Regions from separate parts of the Homo sapiens genome. Here region 1 is linked to region 2. Evidence: chromatin contacts called from ENCODE Hi-C or POLR2A ChIA-PET data. All regions are on one chromosome and are shown on one strand. The core of a region is the stretch at or near the end of the contact, and the rest is flanking DNA. Distances in the headings are between cores, read along the strand shown. Region 1 has its middle 65 kb from the start of SPRY2. Region 2 has its middle 110 kb from the start of SPRY2.

Region 1 (3,648 bases), core at 136-2,635, 41 kb before region 2:
TCTGAACCAGCGAGACCACGAATCCACCGGGAGGAATGAACAACTCTGGATGGGAGGAAGGAAGAACTCCGAACACCGGAAAGAACAAACTCCAGACACCCTGCGGTTAAGAACTGTAACACTCACCACGAGGGTCTGCGGCTTCATTTTTGGAGTCAGTGAGACCAAGAACCCATCAATTCGGGACACGGTAGGATTATAGGCGTGAGCCATTGCACCAGCCCACATATACTTTTACTGCCAGAAATACTCAAACATCATGGATGTTACAGTGGTGGAAATCATGTTACTAAATCAATAACAAATGATGATAAAATAAATTTTCATATTCATAAGAAAACCCACAAACAAATTTCTGCAGGAACCAGTACGGGGTGTGAACCATGAACTGTAATTGACAAATTTCTGGATACTCAATGTGGACAAGTCTCAGTTAAAAACTCTGGGGGACATGCACAGTGGAAGTTTGAGTTTTATTTCTTGGAGCCCAACCAGGTTCTGATAGTGAATATCAGGGAAAAATCCCCTCTGGCTTCTTGCAGTGGGAGAGAAAAGGTAATCAGTTTGAAAAAATACCAGAGCATGCTGTTCTTCTTAACAAGGCTTGCCCTCAAGAGAAACTATTTTACCAGAGCCTAACCTGTTGGGGTTTTATTGTAGCCTAATTAATCCGGGGGAAAAACTATCCAATTCCAGCCCCATTTAGCTATCCTGTCCTACCAAAGGCACAGGAAAAAAGCCGAGAGGCACTTGCAAAGTTCACAGCCCAGGGCTACAAGTTCACTGAAAGTCTGACACATAATCCATGAAACTACGTGTCTTAGTCTTAAGTCTTCTCTGGTTTCTGTTCTTAACTGCCAAATTGGCCAAATTATTGTACATACTCGGCATAGATCTAAAAGTCAGTGGAGGGGAGAGAAGGATGACTTATTACAGGAGCATTTAAGATGATTCTAGAGTTAGAGTCATCACAGTTGTCCATACCAATTTTGACTGTGTTGCCACGAGGAAATAGCCAGCTTTCAGGAAAGTTTTGAAACATTGCAGAGAATTGTGGATTAGAAAGTTGAAAATGATAACAGCTAGACTGGACAATTACAAATGCACAGTGGCCCTCAATATAAGCGGTAACCTAGATGCTTGTGTGCTTTCACGCGCACGCCCCCAGGAGCACCTGAATCTGGACACCCCCTCCCCCATGGTTCTATAGCTCAGAGGCTTGGCTTAGGTGGGGTTGGAAATGCCCTAGAATGGCTCTTTGTTGATTTTCCTCGTGCTAGAGCCTAGTGCTGCTGTGAAGCAAAGTGCTATTGAATTTGCTCACTCAGGCAGAACACTCAACAGGAAGGAAGGAAGCGGCCATTCTTTCTGGTCCTATTGTCTGACCACTCGGCTTAAGCAATCAAACAGCTCTGTGGCCAGAGCTGGGTGCTTACAAGCCTGTCTATTTTTATTTTTTCCCCCTGGTGGGCATTGGGAAAGGGGGCAGGGATGGATGGAAACTGGTTCTTTGTGGTTTTCACTTATTTTTGATACCTTCCAATGACATGTATTTATGGCTCATTCTCATGGAATCCATTTTCTAACAGCAAAGTAGAAAAGAACAGTCAGCCTGGGTGAGAATGCACGCATTTGGGAAGTGGAATAAGGGTAGCTACGTAGTAGGCTTTCTCTGTAGATATATTGTGAAACTAGGAAGAAATAAAGGTTTTATGTCACTAATAAAATTTGAGATCAGTTATTTTTGAATGATGGTATTTGGTGCCCCTCTAACCCTCTGTCTTTGGACTAGTCTTTTACTCTCTCTTTACTTCGTTTGTTTTTTTTTCCTTTTTAGCTAAAGAATAAGGATAGTGACACTACCTTGTTTATTTCACAAGGTTAGGGTAATAATCAAATGTGTGAAGTACTTAGAAAAATATCACATTATTGTAACATGTAGTCTGGTGAGGGGGAAAAAAAAGCCACCAATTAAAATGACTAACCAAGGTACGAAAGAAAAGTAATAAACAGCTAAGAGTTATTGTACAAACATAATCAATTTTGTCATTGATGTATCTGTTTCTAAATTGTTGACAGTTTCCAAGTCTAAAAAGTTTCTGCAGAAAACTATAGCTTTGGGTCATTGCCACAAAGAAGCAGTTAGTAGAAATTTATAGTTGGCAGCAAATGCTAGCAGGGTGTGATTTTTTTTCCCTAAGCATAACTCTCAAGTTCTAAGCACAATTTTAAAACACATTTATTAAAAGACTGAAATCTCATATGATTATTCTTCTGATACATATGAATTTTAGGGGAAATACAAATTTGAAAATCAAAATTTGAAGAGTAGAGTCAAATTTTATGGGAAAAATGATGCCTTCATTATAATGAGATTTAAATTTATTTATTTTTGACAAGAGTTCTAAGGAACTGTAATGATTACAGTTATATCTTACAAAATTGAGAAGGCATGAGGAATTTAAATTACCCTGGGTTATTTGGGAACCTTCTGATAATCTCTGAAGAAATTATGCCATAAACTTTACTAAACAATTTAACATTAAGATATGGGAAATGGCAGAAGCTTTTAAAGGAGTGAGGCAGTGTTCAAGGTTGGATGATATCCTCAAAGGAACATAGTTAAGGGAATTTTTTCATTTGGTTTGAATGGACATTTCCTTTCAAGAGCTCAGAGAAGGGGAGGCCTATGTTTAACTTGTGAATCTAGATATCTAGAGTTTAGAGCAGGGCTCAGATTGGCATATTATTGCCTGCTGATTTTGAAGCCTTCTCTCTTTGATTTGCCACTTTTAGAAGTTGGATAATGATGCCAGGTACTTCTGGGCTGTGTCACCATTCCTCTCATTAGTAAGTCAGTATTTGATATGGTCATTGTAATTTTTCCCAAGTAGAAGTCAAAGGTAGTTCTTCTTTAGGAAAAGATTGAGGACTTGAATGGGGAATATGTTTTGTCCTACTCCTTAAGGATATCAGGATATGAAGCCAGGGCTATTAGAAAAATAGTGGGAGCTCTAACAAGCTGAGAGCAAGAGACAGTAATTCCTCGAGGGCAAGCTAATCTTAGTCATTTCCCTGTGCTATGATTTATAGGGAGACTTGGAGAGCATCTAACTCTTGAAAAACTATTTACCCAGGTAACCCAGTGTCAAAACTTCATTGCTATGAAGTTATTCCTTTAGGTTAGATCATTCCTTTGGGTTAAGGTCACTTATTCTTAGAAGGAATTCATTTTTAGGCTCTCTTCCTGGAGATAAGCCAATGTGAAAACACAGGAGCCAGCAGAGTAATAAAAAAGTGGTGCTGAAAATGAAGAAAAAGTAACCAGAGCAAGAGGGAAAGCACTGAAAAAAAGCAATTTTTCTTCATTTTCATTTTTGTCTATAGCCTTTCATCTAAAGCTTTATTCCCTGAAGTTTTAGGTGACAAAAATAGAGAGCAAGATTAGTCTGGGAATCTAGAAAGCCCTGATCTAAAATCCAGAAAGCCTCATTCCTGCATTTCCACCAAATGGTGATTTGAGATAAACAGTTCAGATTCTCAATGCAATTTCCTTCTCTGTTAAATAAGAGCCTTAGACAAAATGCTTTTATCATGTTGCTCATAGTTCTAAAGTTCCCTGGACCTTTAGTTGGATGCTTAGGGCTC
Region 2 (3,836 bases), core at 880-3,379:
CAAGACAAAGCTGGAAATTTGATGATACCAAACTTGAAGTTTTCCTTACCTCCAGATTTTTTGTTCCATAATATATTTCATGTATGTATGTATATATATACATATATATGTGTATATATATATGTATATATATAAGTGTATATATACACATATATATATACATATATATGTGTATATATATATATGTATATAATTTTATTTTTTTTTTAGACAGAGTTTCGCTCCTGTTGCCCAGGCTGGAGTGCAATGGCGTGATCTCAGCTCACTGCAACCTCTGCCTCCCTGGTTCAAGTGATTCTCCTGCCTCAGCCTCCCAAATAGCTGGGGTTACAGGAGCATGCCACCACATGTGGCGAATTTTGTATTTTCATAGAGACGGGGTTTCACTATGTTGGCCAGGCTGGTCTCGAACTCCTGACCTCAGGTGATCCACCGGACTCACCCTCCCAAAGTGCTAGGATTACAGGCGAGAGCCACCGCGCTTGGCCATATTTCCTATATTTTAAGCCCACTTGAAGGAATTCCTGATTCTTGCAGCATATTATTTCCAAACTGCTTTGATTTTGTAATAGATAACATTTATTAAGTGTTTATTGTTTGACATTCACAGTACGGAGGACAATAAACCACAGGTTAGGTGGTAAAATTAGCCTCATTTTACACATGAGGAAGCTAAGCCTTTGAAAGGTAATTAATTAGCAGTGGCCATAGAACTGGTAAGTGCTAAAGCTGTAATGCAAACCTGGATCCATGTGACTCTGGCCTTCATCCTTTAGCAGCATGGCCTTCAGTTTGACGTTCACTCACTTTTTAGACAACTACTACATGACTGTACCTTAGTAGCTCACTTCCAAGTAACTGACGCATTGCCAGATTACCTCAGATTTTGGTAACAGAGATAAGGTACACATTTAGTGGTCAAAACCATGCTGAGATATGGAGTTCAGTTTTAGGTAGAAGGGAACATTAAGAAATTCATGGTCAAAACTCAAGCAAGGAAAACAATTTTGAAGGTAAGGTTTCTGTTCACCTGGCTGATGACAATGGCAATTTATATAAATCACAGCAAACTCCCCGGGAAAACAATCAGAAATAGTAATGAAATTTTAGGGTCAATGCTTAAAGAAATGATTTGCAGATGAACTTATTTGGGTGAATATGTCAATGTCATATTTTCAATATAAGTTTTAAATAAAATTCGAGGTTATAAAATGCAATTGGAACACAGAGATTAGAATTAGACTAAATTAAATCAAAGTCTCCTATTTGATCTGATTCTCTGTGACCTTTGTTTCAGCGTAATTTTTAGGTGAGCTGAATTCCATTTTCAAATATCATCCCTGAATTATGCTTTTAAATGTGAAGTGTAGGACTTTATTTATCAGTCTTGTCTCCTCTAAAAACAATTTATATTTGTTCATATATGTAATTCTCTTGGTTCTGAGGAAATGATTTTTTAGAGTGTTGAAAGGCGAAAAAAATATCGCCCTGGACCAAGTGTTTGTCTTCATGAGGCCGCTCTTTGACTGGTGTGACTAAATCAGATGAAGCAGCTTCATGTAGACACTTTGACACAAAGGATTTCAAAGCCAAGTCTAATGACAGCATTTCCTCCTAATATGGATGATGTGAGAACAGAAGCATAATGTTTATTAGCAACCCTTACAAAAACAGTAACTACAACAAAGAGCACAGAAGATGAAAATGCAAGTACTCGGCAATGAGCTCTCATTCTCTTCTGAAATTAATTCACACATTATAAGGTACGCTTCCTTGAATGAATTTCCTTCCTTTTACACTCCCACTTAGCTTTCCTTTAAGTGTCAAATGAAGCGGGTGGTGGAAAATGCAGTGCACCAGTCATTTTGACATTCCTTTGCAAATTAGTCAGGCTTTGATAGTACAGGTCGGTTCTACCACGCAGGGGAGCTTTCAGCTTTGGGAATCTGGCAAAAGTTCAAGAGCAACGTATTGCTTTGAACTCACTTGTTAGCTGTGCAAAATAAACACCATCCACCTTGCAATAAAAAAGCATCAGCAGGAGAAAAAAGAGAACATTCTAAACCCCTCCCTTGAGACTTCAAAACCCTCACTGGGGCTGCTAAATTAGGATAGGAAAAATAAGGCCTGTTTGTGAAAAGAAAGGAGGGGAAAGGAACCATCTTACAACAAACACACACAAAAATTACAATCGCTGAGAACTAATTATGTTTTCATGATCACAAATGCATTGAGAGTTTGAAAGCTCACGGACGCATCCTGATGCTGCTATAAAATGTTTCCTGGCTAATTATTTGCCAGTACAACTGTTCACTTCCTGTGGTGGATTTATGCTAAATCCTGTTATTAGTCTTGCTCTGCAATTGCCATTGTCTATGACTAGAAGCAAGGCTGAAAGGCTACAGTCAGCCTTTTATTACACAACATGTGAATGGAGATTTGACCCAATGTCCGACCACTTCCCCCCTTTGGTTTTTATGTGAGCTCGCTGAGCCTTTCCCAATAAATCATTGGGTTCCAATGAACTTTTACTCTTTTTTCTCTCCTTTCAACCCCACTACTTTGTGAGTGTGTGAGTGCACCCTTTAAAAATAAACCACACAATTTCTTTTTCTCTTTAAGCAGTAGTTAAGACCTTTTCATCATACACAATTTCTACAGTTGTTGCTACAAAAAAAATACATGAAACCAATGTTTGATGCCTCGATTTCATTCAGTGATGGAAGCTGGGAGAGGCAAAAATAAATAAGACCAAAAAAATTGTGAAAGTAATTTACATCTCAGTAAGCATGTGATCCTAAATAAATGTAATGTGCAAACCGTCATAGTAGCTACAGTATAAACTAAATACTTTCTGCAGAAACCTGACTAGGTTTTTCTAGAATATTTTATGTTGGGGGCATTTTAAGTAAATTTGGTAATAAATACCTTAAGAATAATGTTTCCTCCAGACAAAATTATAAATACTGTTAACTGTCTTAAATGTCTTCTTAAATATAGCTTATACTATTCTAAGTCTCTAAAATTCAAATCTAATATTCTTTATTTGTGATACTAGATTCAAGAATATAGCCACTATATTTAAAGATAGTCTTAGATTTATATATCAAATTTTAAAGGTTTATAAAAACTATTGGTTTATAAAAGCAAAGTAGATTGTGACAATGAAAAAATTAGGGTAATAACAAGGGCTAATTTTTCTGTTTATATATATTCCATTTTTTCTGTTTCTAATGGTTACATGCACATCTTTGTTATTCACATTTCTTATATTTATCAAAATTATATTCGTAAACATTCACAGAAATAATCCTTGTGGACTTAAAAATTTTCTCAGAGATCCTTTTCTAACATTTATGTAGATTTGTATAAAACCTTTGAAAATCTTATCTCAACTGCAAGTATCCTTTGTCCATGAAATTTTGTTTTTAGCAATAAATCCTGTTAGAAACGTTAATCCAAAGACAAATCCAGAGCTCAAATAGGTTCTGCTCAGATTTTTTTAAATTATAAAATACTGCAGACCAGGGGTCCCCAAAACCAGGCCACGTACTGGTGGTGATCTGTGGCCTGTTAGTAACTGGGCTGCACAGCTGGAGGTGAGTGGTGGGCTAGCGAGCGAAGCTTCATCTGTATTTACAGCTGGTCCTCATCTCTTGCATTAGCGTCTGAACTCTGTCTCCTGTCAGATCAGTGGTGGCATTAGATTCTCATAGGAGACTGAATCCTATTGTGAACTGCGCATGTGAGGGATCTAGATTATGCACTCCTTATGATAATCTAATGCCTGATGATCTGTCGGTGTCTCTCATCACCCCCAGATGGGACCATCTATT

Evidence for each region. Hi-C counts contacts between places; a loop is a spot of excess contacts on that map. ChIA-PET counts read pairs that join two places held with the same protein, here RNA polymerase II (POLR2A). Pooled maps may share reads with other maps.
Region 1: a loop to region 2 is called in a map of endothelial cell of umbilical vein, with 5 times the contacts of the local background. The contact joins two enhancer-like sites. A Hi-C loop is called at or near these places in 3 of 168 maps with a recorded cell type or tissue (endothelial cell of umbilical vein, heart left ventricle and heart right ventricle) and 3 of 50 pooled maps. POLR2A ChIA-PET finds 5 or more read pairs at or near these places in 3 of 52 experiments (CD4-positive, alpha-beta T cell, GM12878 and HEK293T).

What each region holds. Positions count from the first base shown.
Region 1 is chr13:80,274,293-80,277,940 of GRCh38, reverse strand. No RefSeq gene overlaps it. Among named protein-coding and RNA genes, the nearest start is that of SPRY2, 65 kb to the left of the region's middle. Within about 2 kb of position 1,385, at least 5 of the 41 ENCODE cell types and tissues checked have a DNase peak (open chromatin) inside an H3K27ac peak, as active enhancers do; they include endothelial cell of umbilical vein, where a contact is called at or near this core.
Region 2 is chr13:80,233,869-80,237,704 of GRCh38, reverse strand. No RefSeq gene overlaps it. Among named protein-coding and RNA genes, the nearest start is that of SPRY2, 110 kb to the left of the region's middle. Within about 2 kb of position 2,129, at least 6 of the 41 ENCODE cell types and tissues checked have a DNase peak (open chromatin) inside an H3K27ac peak, as active enhancers do; they include endothelial cell of umbilical vein, where a contact is called at or near this core.